Regions from separate parts of the Homo sapiens genome. Here all the other regions are linked to region 3. The links are chromatin contacts, found by Hi-C in ENCODE. All regions are on one chromosome and are shown on one strand. Each heading gives the region's core, a stretch centred on a gene start or an enhancer-like site at or near the end of the contact. The rest is flanking DNA. Distances are from core to core; before and after follow the strand shown. Region 1 holds the start of LNPEP (leucyl and cystinyl aminopeptidase). Region 2 overlaps ERAP2 (endoplasmic reticulum aminopeptidase 2). Region 3 has its middle 98 kb from the start of CHD1. Region 4 holds the start of CAST (calpastatin).

The links. Hi-C counts contacts between places; a loop is a spot of excess contacts on that map. Pooled maps may share reads with other maps.
Region 1: a map of CD4-positive, alpha-beta memory T cell shows a loop between it and region 3 (8-fold over the local background). The contact joins the promoter of LNPEP here to the enhancer-like site in region 3. A Hi-C loop is called at or near these places in 2 of 168 maps with a recorded cell type or tissue (CD4-positive, alpha-beta memory T cell and naive thymus-derived CD4-positive, alpha-beta T cell), 5 of 37 single-sample maps with no recorded cell type and 10 of 50 pooled maps.
Region 2: a pooled map shows a loop between it and region 3 (5-fold over the local background). The contact joins two enhancer-like sites. A Hi-C loop is called at or near these places in 2 of 37 single-sample maps with no recorded cell type and 5 of 50 pooled maps.
Region 4: a loop to region 3 is called in a pooled map, with 7 times the contacts of the local background. The contact joins the promoter of CAST here to the enhancer-like site in region 3. A Hi-C loop is called at or near these places in 2 of 168 maps with a recorded cell type or tissue (B cell and naive thymus-derived CD4-positive, alpha-beta T cell), 1 of 37 single-sample maps with no recorded cell type and 7 of 50 pooled maps.

Annotation. Positions count from the first base shown.
Region 1 is chr5:96,934,824-96,938,022 of GRCh38, forward strand. It overlaps LNPEP (leucyl and cystinyl aminopeptidase), which reads left to right and starts at 1,257. Exons shown (of 18, transcript NM_005575.3): 1 at 1,257-1,351. The coding sequence starts at 1,333. LOC124901030 reads right to left here and starts at 1,252. Exons shown (of 1, transcript XM_047417984.1): 1 at 1-1,252. The coding sequence starts at 1,252. The coding sequence ends at 548. It also overlaps a transcript of ERAP1 not described here. RefSeq lists silencers at 1-60, 501-570, 1,511-1,580, 1,711-1,790 and enhancers at 171-310, 611-920.
Region 2 is chr5:96,894,776-96,898,288 of GRCh38, forward strand. It overlaps ERAP2 (endoplasmic reticulum aminopeptidase 2), which reads left to right. Exons shown (of 19, transcript NM_022350.5): 7 at 471-584; 8 at 1,598-1,729; 9 at 1,957-2,088. It also overlaps a transcript of ERAP1 not described here. Among named protein-coding and RNA genes, the nearest start is that of ERAP2, 20 kb to the left of the region's middle. RefSeq lists an enhancer at 2,351-2,410. Within about 2 kb of position 2,261, at least 8 of the 41 ENCODE cell types and tissues checked have a DNase peak (open chromatin) inside an H3K27ac peak, as active enhancers do.
Region 3 is chr5:99,025,617-99,028,944 of GRCh38, forward strand. No RefSeq gene overlaps it. Among named protein-coding and RNA genes, the nearest start is that of CHD1, 98 kb to the left of the region's middle. Within about 2 kb of position 1,800, at least 5 of the 41 ENCODE cell types and tissues checked have a DNase peak (open chromatin) inside an H3K27ac peak, as active enhancers do; they include B cell, where a contact is called at or near this core.
Region 4 is chr5:96,661,126-96,663,825 of GRCh38, forward strand. It overlaps CAST (calpastatin), which reads left to right and starts at 1,251. Exons shown (of 32, transcript NM_001750.7): 1 at 1,251-1,372. The coding sequence starts at 1,298. RefSeq lists an enhancer at 904-1,405 and silencers at 968-1,557, 1,748-2,027.

The sequences.
Region 1 (3,199 bases), core at 7-2,506, 2.1 Mb before region 3:
GCCAAGTCAATGCAGGGGCCGGGGCTGAGGGAGGGGAAGAGGCAGAGGAGGCGGTGATGGCGCGCTGGGAGGGCGGCGGCCTCTGCAGCGAGGGTGGTGGCGATGCGCATACCGAGAGGATAAGGAAGCGGTTCCCGACGAGCCTCCTCGGGGCTTATGGGGCCCCTGGCGGTTCGGCCTCGGAGGCTAGCGGGGCTGCCCGATTTGGCACTGGAAACAATGGTGGCTCGGGGCTGGAGGCAATGGCGCGAGTGCTGGGGGGCAGGGGCGACTAGGGGAGTTTCGGTTTCTCGGGCCTAGCGCCGCGGAGCCTTGCTGCGGGCCCCAGTGGTAGCACCCCCGGGAACCGCAGGTGTTGATTTAAGGCTCGGAACAGGCGGGCCTTCTGCCCACATCCTGCGGCGCCCGCGACCCGGGCCGGGCGATCCGGCGCCGGGTTTTGTTATCCGCCCGCACCTAGAGGCCGCAAGGCAGCCGCCAGCCCCGGGACTGGACCCCAGGGCGCCCTCGGCCCTGCGAGGTCCCCGCCCTCTCTTCCGTCTCCTCCTCACCGCCCTCCTGAGGCACTCTGATGCGGGCGGGCATCTCTGCCGAAAACACCTACAGCGCCCGCTCCCTCGGTCCTTCGAGCAGTGATCCCTCCGCGGCCAACCTCCCCAGGGAAACCAGCGATTCGCGGTTCAGATAGCGACCTTCGCCCGCAGGTTCCTGCTCTGCCTTCAGACTTCGGCTTCAGTGGCACCTGCTCAGCGAGGCCTCGTCTAACCAAGCCATCCGAATTAACTACCCACTCACTCGCCATCACATCACCCCGATTTAATTCGCAGCGGGGCACTGACTTTACACTCGTGTGTCTTCTGTGTTTATTTATGGTCTGTTTCTGGAATGTCCGCTCCTGGGACTGGGACCATGATTTTCTGGCGCAGTGCGGGTGTCTCGGCGTCCGGGATCGGGCGGGTCGCAGTAGGGCTCCACATTTGTTGAGTGACTGAACACCGTTCCCGGCCGGGGAGAGCGCCGCAGCCGGGTCCACTTCAGGTAGGGGCTGGGCTTTCCCGGCCCCGCCTAGGCCCCGCCCCCAGCGCGAACCCGCTCCCACCTCGCCTGTCCACGGAGCAGCAGGGGGTTTGACTGTGCTTTTCCCTCTTGCTTCCCTCGCTCTTTCTGCAGCTGCCACGAAAACCCGGAACGGCGGAGCGGCGCCGCCCCTCGCGGCACCTCCCTGGCAGCCCTTGGAGGCCGCGCTGGGCATGCTCAGTCAGCTGGGCCGCCTCAGCTCTCGGAGTAGGAAGCTCGGGCGCTCCGGCTGTAAGGAGCCGCGGCGGGGGGAAAATGGAGCCCTTCACCAATGGTGAGTGGGCTGCCGAGGCGCCGGGACCCGGGCTCTCCGGAGCCCTGAGGGTCGTGGGCAGTCGTGACACGCGGGGTCGGGCTGCAGCCGTCTCCCCCAACACCGCGGGCTTCCCACGAGGGCTGAGGGAGGCAGGGAGAGGGGATCTGGGGGAGGCAGGGAGGTTCGGGGGGCGGGCGGCGGCCAGTGCGGGACCCGGGGCTGGCTTGAAGGTCAGCGCCGCCGCCGCTCGCCCGGGGTGCGGCCGGTGGGCAAACAGCAAAGTTTGGGCTGCTGTGCGCAGAGGAGTGGGCAGTGGGAAAGTTGGCAGCTCAGGTTTGCCCCCGGAGGAGGCGGTGTCGGCCCGACTCTCCTGTAGGAGCGTTAAGTTGTGGCAGCTGCCGAGCCCAACTTTTGTGGGGCGCCAGGAGCTGTCCCCCTGCCCTTCAGTGAGCTGCCGGCGTGACTTTTCCTAATAGGGCGGGGTGGGGGTGGGAGGCTTGGCAGGTTAATGTTGTGGAAGGAAGGGAAACTTCAGGAAAGGCTTGCTCACCTCGCTCGGTGCCGCGGAGGTGCCTGGCCACAGTGCCACCCTCCTGACCCTGCCGAGGTACTCGGCAGGGCCACCACGCATCCCCTCACTGGCTGCAGATCACATCAGTTTTTCAGTCAAAGACTTGTTAATGTCAAGGGTCCGTCACGGTGGTGATACCACTGTGTGACAGGAAGCGAGAGTCAACGCAGGGAGCCTGCACCCTGCAAACAGCCACAGCCCTTCACTGAACGGGGAGCATAAATCCCACCCTAGTTAGAACCATGGCTTTTGTGCGGACCAGAAGTGCCAGAGCCACAATATAGGGGTGAGATGTCTTACCGTTTTGCGGTGTTGAGTGTGTGGATTCCCTTTTAAGATAGAAAGTAGGAAAACTGCCAGTAAGGGAGACGACTCACTAAAAGAGGATTCAGTCTCTGGTTGACATGTTTTGCTGAGTGTGGTTGGTTACTTCAGGTACAGTATCACATTAATAGGGGCCACAGTCTATATCCCTGTTTAGTTTGTTAGTTACCACTCAAGAGCAGACAGATATTGTCCACTTTATCCCAAATCCCAGCCAGACTTTGTTGTATGCTGTGCTTCATTCATGGGGCTGTGAACTACTGATTATATTCTCCCTATTCCTAATGTAGAATGCTTTATTCTACTGCCATCTTTCTGTCTGCACTGTTTAATTAGGCTTACTGATAACAACTTTAATTCTGAATTTTCTTTCTCATTCAGGTTCTATTTGTAATTACTAAGACTTAAAGAATAGTCTGGTGAAGTTACTCGAAGAATTAAGGAAGGTTTGAGCTAAAATGAACTAGAGACCATCTAGTACTTTAGTGTAAAATATGTTTAATACAAGTCGTTAAGTCCTTGTAAGTGACTATTCCAATGTTCATTCTTTGTTTTTGGAAGAATGCTTGGAGTTACCATGTTTTTAAATGTGAAATTTCATCTAAATTAAAAAAAAAATCTCTGTGATGAGGCTGACTCACCCATTTGGTCAAGATTAGTGCTAGCTGATTTGCTGAACCTTTGCCTACAGAATTAAAGTACTTTCTCAAGTTTTAAAATTGGTGTCTTTTCTCTTATAGAATATGCTTCTAGATTGCTTCTAGATGTGGGTATTTGCAAACTGTCACATTTGGGAGGACAATGGAAAAATCCCACAGAAGAGAACAAAAAAAGAAGCAATGCTTCAACTTTCATGTAGGAAATTGGATTTCTGATTCTTTCCTATCTTTCAGAGTTGATGCTGGAGACAGCTTGGCAGTGCATAATTTTGGTTAATGTAGCAATCACTCCTTGGAGCCTTATTTAGCATC
Region 2 (3,513 bases), core at 1,011-3,510, 2.1 Mb before region 3:
GAATTCTTATGATTCTCCTAAGTACCTGCTACTTAATATAAAAAGATAACTTCACCCAGGACACTTGGATTTATATTTCTCCCTTGAACATCATCATATATCAAGGACAAGGTGAGATTGTTCTTATTGGGCAGGAAAGAAAAAAACTACCTCCATAAAGTGTTCCATTTTCTTTCTTAATATTAAATCTAATAACTAGGAAATGTTGGGCAGATAGAATGAAAGTCGAAGAGTTAAGGGCATTGAGAACACACAAAAAAAAGAAAAAAGAAAACCAAGCAAAAATGTGGTGGTGAGAATAAGAAGGCAAGGAAATCAGTAGAAGAAAATTGTACAGAGAGAAAAGGGTAGCAAAGAGAGAAGAGAGATCCTAACTAATAAAAAAAAAGTTAGTAACTATTGTATTTTTTGCTAAAGTTAATAATTTTTATTTGTTTAACTTCTAATAATATTGAGTTTTTACCTCCTAGTGGTTTGGCAACCTGGTCACAATGGAATGGTGGAATGATATTTGGCTTAAGGAGGGTTTTGCAAAATACATGGAACTTATCGCTGTTAATGCTACATATCCAGAGCTGCAATTTGTAAGTTCACAATTCTGTGTATCATACTATATGGTGTAAAGAATCATCAATTCACTATTAAAATTTCAAGTGAATGTTAAACAGAAAAACTACATAATGTTGTGGTTTTTGAACATATGGCATTTTGTTTGATACACGAAACAGATCACAGAACTGGATGAAACATTGAAGGTTTTAGAAAACAATCAACATAAATCTGTCACCCCAAAGTCTGTAAAGAGAGAAGGCAAACTAATACAAATGTAGAACTGTGTATGTGGGTTGAGAGGAAAGAACATCACTGTTTGTATACATCTGCACAGGAATGCTCATGGCTACTAGGTACTATAGAGAGTTCTCGGCATGTAACCTGAAATCAACATCATTGGGGGTGTACTTTTCTAGAATTTCCAAAGGGTCTGCTGGCTTCCCCAAAATGTGTGAAGGGATTTCTTCAGGTACGTCTTTTTTAAAAACGAATATAGTGGTCTGAACACTACACAAATTTGCATATCAAGGTGGTTAGTAATGGTTAATTAGGTCTTTGGGATATATATTTAGTCCAGTACACTATAGACAGACATGGATTCAAAGTTAGGCTCTTCTTGTTACTGTGTATGTACTGAATTTGTGGCTTAATGCCAAAGCTTTATATATTCTTATTTGTAAAATGCATATACCATATCTCCCTTGCAGAGGTGTTGACAGGATTGCAGATGATAGGTCTAGGCACGTAACAAGTATTCACTAAATGGAAACCATTATTTTATTTCTGTATTCAAGGGCTGGTACATGATAAACATTCAGGCAATGTCTGAAGGAATATTGGATTTGTATCTTTTTAAAGTAGAGAAACTTTAAAAAGATGTATTCCCCTTTGGCCAAAGGGGAATACATACAAGAAAAGAAACATCTCCCAAGAAATATCGATTGAAATCTTACCTCTAAGAACATCTTACTAAACCTACTATGTTTTCTATTGCTTTTACAGTGTCAAATAGAAACTAAAACTAAACATTTTTCTCCCTGTTTAGGATGACTATTTTTTGAATGTGTGTTTTGAAGTAATTACAAAAGATTCATTGAATTCATCCCGCCCTATCTCCAAACCAGCGGAAACCCCGACTCAAATACAGGAAATGTTTGATGAAGTTTCCTATAACAAGGTAGTAAATATCAGGTGCAGGTGGAAGCTCTGCTTTCAGAAGTGTAATAATGACTATAGAATCAGCAGTTTAAGTCACTGGTGCCAGTTCCTGCTACTTGTTTCACTTTTTATTTGTTCACTTTTCAGACATCACACATGTTCCGTAAAATTTAAGCTTCCTTTAAAAACATACCATACTACCATTTTCTTTATCTCTTTTTTCAACTCTTTTGTTTTTTTTTAAAGGGAGCTTGTATTTTGAATATGCTCAAGGATTTTCTGGGTGAGGAGAAATTCCAGAAAGGAATAATTCAGTACTTAAAGAAGTTCAGCTATAGAAATGCTAAGAATGATGACTTGTGGAGCAGTCTGTCAAATGTAAGTCATATGTTGGGTAACGATAGACTGTTATTTAATCTAGAAAGTAACAGAATAATTGTGAATGTTTATAAATAGCTATATATTGTCAGTCAACCATATTTATTCTGCTTGCTATGTTGTCATGGTCTATAGAAGGCAGCACTTCCCTTTTTCCTCTAACACCACACTAGGATGTCACGCTGGGGTGGCCCCAGGGGCTCACTATTTGACCTGACTTTCTTTGGTTTCTCTTCTACGACTAATCCTACACTTTTATGTTCCCTTGATCTAAAATCTTTAAAATGTTGTAATTTCTACCATATAACACCTAATCTCTGGCAAATTTTAAGGTTGTCAACTGTATTCCCCAATGTGTATATATTTGTTGAGCAAAACTAATCTTCTCTCTTATAAGAAGAAATCTTGCTCAATCTCTAGATCATTGTGCCTATATTTCTAGTGCCTTTACTAGCTGAAATGCCCTTTCTTCTTTCCAACAATTCAAATGCCACCCAACTTTTAAGATCCAGCTGAGATTTCACCTCCTCCTTACAGACTGTTCCAGCCCTCATTCGTTTGCCTGTCTGCTAAATTCTTAGCAGTGCACTTATAATCTGTTCCACATAATAGTACCCTCTTTTATTGTTTTTATTAGTTCAATAATGATAATGTGCTTAAGAACAAAAATTGTGTCTATTCTTTTTTTAATGTGATAGCACCTAGCATATGTTGATCTTATAATAGTGATTAATAAGCAGTTAATGATTGATTAAAGAACTTATGGTCTGTCTTTGGGATTCATGTAGATAATAGGAAAGGCAAAGCAGAAAAATTCAGTTAATTCAGATGATTCTAATAATTATTAAAATATTTTAAAATTTCCAACTGCAAAGAAAATAATTTTTTATAGAACCATTAGACCCAGAGAACTCATACCTGTAATTAGAAGAACCCTAAGTCATTGTAGACAGAAGAGATCCTTTCTTTTTTACAAGCACTTGTGTCCCAGGGACAGTAATAATATTGTTTAATATTTCTGCAGCAGTTTACAGTTTAAAGACACTTTCATGGCCGGGTACAATGGCTCACGCCTGTAATCCCAAGACTTTGGGACACCAAGGTGGGTAGATCACTTCAGGTCAGGAGTTTGAGACCAGCCTGGCCAATTCGTGGAACCCCGTCTGTACTAGAAATACAAACATTAGCTTGGCATGGTGGTGCTTGCCTGTAATCCCAGCTATTCGTGAGGCTAAGGCAGGAGAATCACTTGAACCCAGGAGCTGGAGGTTGCAGTGAGCCGAGATTGCACCACTGCACTCCAGCCTGGGTGACAGAGTGAGACTCTGTCTCAATAATAATAATAATAACAATAATTAATAATAAATAAAAAATCAAAGTTAAAGAATAAAAAGCACTTTCATGTTGATTATCTCATTTGATATT
Region 3 (3,328 bases), core at 550-3,049:
TATGGATTACAAGTGGATGTGTGTTAGCAAAACTACCTCTTGAGAATTTCCAAATTCTCTGAGGATTTCAGAATCTATCCTGAGGATAGAATCTTGAGAATTTCGTTATTTTGGGAAATCTCCCTTGCCGCCTCTGCTGACTACCAGCTGCTATCATTTTATATTTATTTATTACTGACTGATTGACTGAGACAGGATCTCACTCTGTTGCCCAGGCTAGAGTGAGTGGTGCAAACACAGCAGCCTCTACCCCATGGGCTCAGGTGATCCTTCCACCTCAGCCTCCCGAGTAGCTGGGACCACAGGCTTATGCCACCACTCTTGGCTAATTTTTAAAATTGTTACAGAGATGGGGTCTTATCATGTTGTCCAGGCTGGTCTTAAACTCCTGAACTCAGGTGATCCTCTCCCCTTGGCCTCCCAAAGTGCTGGAATTATAAGTGTGAGCCACTGCACCCATCCTGCTATCTTATTTATTTATTTATTTTGAGACAGAGTCTTCCTTTGTTACCCAGGCTGCAGGGCAGTGGCGCAATCTCGGCTCTCTGAAACCTCCTCCTCCCGGGTTCAAGCGATTCTTGTGCCACAGCCTCCCAAGTAGCTGTGATTACAAGTGCCTGCCACCATACTTGACTAATTTTTGTATTTTTATTAGAGATGGGATTTCACCATCTTGGCCAGGTTGTTTTCGTACTCCTGACCTCAAGCGATCTGCCTTCTGTGGCCACCCAAAGTGTTGGGATTACAGGTGTGAGCCACAGTGCCCAGCCCCATCCTATCTTTTAAATTATAGGCAAAATACATTTAAAGTGCATATCAAATGCAGCCCTGAGAGGGACAGAATATTCCAGAAGAGCCAGAGATGGCCTAAACTAACTGAAGGAGATACTACTCAGTATACATTGCATTGGTGAAAAGAGCTGAAGAGATGGAAGAATTTGTCACTGTGTATAATAAAAGACTTATTTTAGCGTAAACTGGTAGCCATAGGCTACAGAGCTAAAACTGTTCTAACAAGTTGCATTTTGTTGACCTTTCAAAATAAAATGCCCAGAGTACCCATCTTAATTCACTGTATCATACAAATGATTCTTGATTCATATATTGCAGTGTTGGAACAGGTTACTTTTAACAAAGCCTCCCAAGTCTGTGATTTGTAGAGTGCATAATTTTCTTCTAAGGTGATTAGAGCACTTTTTAGACATTGCCTAAGATAAGTCTTTGTACCAGTTTAAAAAGTCAGCAGTACTATAATTATAGTTTTCCAGGTGTGAAATATGAAGATTAAGCTATTGGGCCTGGGTCAGTGGCCCACACCTGTAATCCCAGCACGTTGGGAGGCTGACGGGGGCAGATCACTTGAGTGCAGGAGTTTGAGACCAGCCTGGCCAACATGGTGAAAACCTGTCTCCACTAAAAATACAAAAATTAGCTGGGCATGGTGGCACATGCCTGTAGTCCCAGCTACTTGGGACTTGAGAGGCTGAGACAGGAAAATTGCTTCACCCAGGAGGTGGAGGTTGAAGTGAGCCAAGATCCTGCCACTGCACTCCAGCCTGGGTGACAGAGCGAGACTCTGTCTCAAAAAAAAAAAAAAAAAACAAAAAAAAAACAAAAATGAAACAAAAAACAAAAACAAAAAAACAGTTTAGGCTATTGAAGCCTGAGTATGGATTATTTTAGCTTCCAGATTGCAATAAGCATCGTGTAAAGATGAAGATCTCCAAATACAGAGAATGCAAGCAGTGTGCCTGACTTTGCTTAGAAAGTGCTGACAGGAGCGAGGAGTTTCACTAGCATTTCCTGTCTCAGAAACAAGTTCTCCATTTGATATTCAATGACAGTAAAACAGGGATCAGAAACTGTTACTGTTTGTTCAAAAGCAGAAGCTAGAATCATTTCAAAGAAAGACAGTGCAAAATTAAAACTGAAACTCCACTTCTACCTCTCTGTAGAAGCAGTGGAGTGTATCTCCTAGGGGCTTCTACTCCCTTGCTGCCAGTGAAATTTATTAACCACAGAAGTGTCTTTCACTTATGTCCTAAATGAAGGTAGATCTTACTGTTTTTGATACTAACCAAGTCATCTTCTGGGTACCAAAAATAGTTTTTGTGGCTTTATGAAAAGTCTGGCCTTTCCACAGCATGTGTATCCATTGACCTCACTTCTGAGAGCTTTAGACTAATTTGGTAATTAGACTAATTTGCACCATTAATTAAAATGCTCTATGAAATAACCCAAATCCCAATGCAAAGAAGAGAACAGCATGGTATACAGATGTTTGTTTTTTTAAATTTAAAAACATTTTATAATCTTCTTGCATTCCAGAATCAGATTTTAAAAAATTAACCATCCCTAAAAAAACTCACAAAAACCACTTTTATCAGGAGGTTCTATTCATTCTTCATGACTGTGGTGGACCATCCATTATTTTAATACACTATCAAATTTCAAAGTTGGTGACAAAACAAGAAATAAAAATGGAGGGAATTCTTATGGCTTCATGGGTATTTAGTTAGGGAGTGTAATGTGGGGAAGCTGTCACACAGGAGGCAAAAAACTGCAAAGAGACTAAATATGTAAGGTATTTTTATAGCTTCCTCAGCCATTTTCTTTACCTAAAATGCCCTTTTCTTATTTCTTTTTTTAGACAGAGTCTCACTCTGTCACCCAGGCTAGAGTGCAGTGGCACGATCTTGGCTCATTGCAACCTCTGCCACCGGGGTTCAAGATTCTTGTGCCTCAGTCTTCCGAGTAGCTGGGACCACAGGTGCACGCCACCATGCATGACTAATTTTTTTGTATTGTTAGTAGCGATAGGATTTTGCCATGTTGACCAGGCTAGTCTCGAACTCCTGACCTCAGGTGATCTGCCTGCTTCAACCTCCCAAAGTGCTGGGATTACAGGCATGAGCCACTGCACCTGGTCCTCCTTTTCTTATTTCTAAGTGATATTCTCATTCATCAAGGCTCAATTCAAAAATTACTTCCTGTCAGAAATTCTTCTGTCTCTATCCTCAAACCTCACATTTGCTGCTTTCTTACTTTTGTTTCTGTAGTCATTTCTTAACAGATCATATGATTGATTTTTAGTTTTGTAGTTTTATCCTCTAATAGACTCTAAATTCCTTGAGAATATGAATCATTCATCCTTGCAATTCTTACAATATACATATTGTCTAGTATACAGTAGATAATTAAAGTTTGTTACAGGGTACCAATTTGGAATAAGGAGTTAGTAGCTGAAAATGACCTAAAATGCTCTCTACTTTCAAGTTATAAACCCACACATTCTTCTGTTTCTCTGTATATGTCTGTCACTGCTTAG
Region 4 (2,700 bases), core at 1-2,500, 2.4 Mb before region 3:
CCTTCTGGCCGGCTGTAGTGGCTCACGCCTGTAATCCTAGCACTTTGGGAGGCAGCACTGGGCAGATCACTTGAGGTCAGGTGTTGTTCGAGACCAGTCTGACCAACGTGGTGAAACCCCGTCTCTACCATTAAAAAAAAAAAAAAAAAAAAAAAGCTGGGTGTGACAACGCGCCTGTAGTCCCAAGTACTTAGGAGACTGAGGCAGGAGAATCGCTTGAACCTGGGAGGCGGAGATTGCAGCGAGCAGAGATCGCGCCACTGCACTCCAGACAGAGCGAAACTGCCTCTCCAGAAAAAAAAAAAAAAAAAAAAAAAAGGCTCTGCCTTCTCTCTCTTCAACTGTCTAAACCCCAACGCTGCAGAAAGCGGTGACCCCAAGTCCCAGAATGATGATGCTACTGCAGGGTAACAAACAGGTTTTCTGTCAGGCCTGATTGTGAACCAGCAGCAACTGCAGGCTGACAGTTTCTCACATAAGCACGTAGGGCTTGTTAAATTTCACTTCCAGCCCCAAACCAGGAAGCGCTGTTTAAGATGAGCCCAAGAAGAAAGCAATCTAGCTTCAGAAACAAAACTCGCCAGACTCTAGAAAGACTATAAGGGTTTAAATTTGGGACTGTTCTCCGTTTTGCATTGGAACCTATGTTCTCCTCCCCATAAAAGTTTATTAAAATTCGAAACTGCCAAAAAACAAAGTAAAATCATATAAAACATACACAGGCGCGTGCACGCACGCACACACACACAGACCAATTTGTTTTTGTGATCCGCTTCCTTATCTAGACTGTCCAGGCTTGGGCCAGATTTGAGTTGGTAAACTCTCGCAGCTAAAGCGGAGCAGAATGTAGAAAGAGTATCTACTTCTCCGGATTGTTGGGAGGAGGGTCGAAGCGTAGACTGGCCACGCCCGGGTCCCGCTCTCTCGTTGCACAACTGCAAGCTAGATCTGGGCATCGAAGGAGGAACGCTGCAACCTCCAACCCCTTCTTTCTGACCAACCGGGACCAGAGCAGTGCTGGGGCCGGGGCGGGTCACCGGGTGAGGACCGGGGCGGAGGGTGTTAAGTTACAGGGCAGGAGCCCGGGTCCCTCCGCGGGCAGGAAGGGGAGGGCCCATCGGGGCTAGGGGAACCCCGGCGCAGACCTGGGGTGGGGTCGGAAAAGCTGTTTCATCGCCCGCTCCCGGGCCCTCCGCTCCCTCCCTCCCTCCCTCTCTCCCTGGCAGGACTCCCCGCCAGGCCTCCCCGCCACTCTCCGCGGCGCATTCCGGGAGGCAGCGGCCGCAGCGGCCTCGCCATGTCCCAGCCCGGCCAGAAGCCCGCCGCCTCCCCGCGGCCCCGGCGAGCAGCCGCCGCCCGCCGCACCCATGAGGTGAGTGGCGCTCCTGTCGGCGTCGCGGGGCTGGGCGATGGGGTACCGGGTCCCGGAGCTGTGGCCGCCCTCCCTGGGCGTTGCCAGGCTGGCGGGTCTGCAGTCCCCGGCGCCCCCGCGGGGCAGGGAGAGGGCTAGGGGCTTGGCCGCTGCCAGGCAGGTGGCTGCAGGTGGCTTCGGTTCCCCGGCCGGGTCCAGTGCGCTGGGCGTGGCGTTGGCCGGGTAGAGTGGAGGGGGGGACGCGTCAAGAAAAGTTGGCTGGTAAGACGTGGGTGAATGAGGATGAGGATGAACGGGGAATGAGGTTCACTCAGGACCCCCGAGTGAGTGGGGTGGTTTCACTGGACAGCGGGATGTAGTCTTCCGCGCTAAGGCCGGGCCGCAGGGCGTGGCTGCCTGGAGACGCAGAGCCTCTTCCCTAACCAGCCTCGAGCCAAATTGGGCGGGCGAGGAGGGGCGGGGCCTGCGCCGGGCCCCACCCCCAGGGTTCTGCCCACCTGGCAGCCGCCTTGGGATGTGCGGAGCTCAGTGCCAGCCCGGTCCCGGCCAAGCGGAGTGTGAGCCCGGCGCCTCCAACGCAACACCCCGCGCCCTCGCCGGCTCCCCCGCCGTGCGGATCGGAGCCAGCCGGTTGTTGCCATGGCATTCGCCAGCTGGTGGTACAAGACGGTAAATAGGAGCGGTTGTGCCTGGGCAGGACCCGGAAGGGAGTGTGTTGGAAGGGAGTGTGTTTGCTTTGCCCTTCTGGGCGTGCGGATGAAGCGTTGTCCGGGGTTTGGCGGGGAAGGGGTGCGGACCGGGTGCGACCTCCTCGCAGACCTTCAGGTTAGGCTCGGGGAGAGGCAGGGGACTCACCCTCTTGTGGTATGTATGAGCGCGCCCGAGCGTGCGCGGCGCATGCACCTCTCTCGCCCCGATGTCAAGCACTATGCTCTGCTGGCGCTCACAAGTGGGATGGAACTGGAATTGTTGCTGGAGGAATTCTGTCTAGGAGGTGGATTCCTGAATGCACTAGGACGCAGCTCGCAAGAGCTTTGATCTAGAGTTCTTTTTTAACCCCTAAGTAAAGTTCAAAACTTTTAGAGGGCGATTGTTGGACGTACATTCGCCGACGCAAAGGAGAGGCAGCTGCAATGTGAGGCAAGGAGAAAATCCCAAACATCAAGGGGCAGAAGCAACTGAGATCTGAGACCAAGACCCTTGGAGAGAGCGGTGGAGGGGTGGAGGAAAGAAAGCGAGAAAGTGAGAGAGGGAGGGAGAGAGAGACAGCGCGCACAAAAGCGAGCTTCTCTGCACTTTATTACTTTGGATGAGGGACAAGAACATTC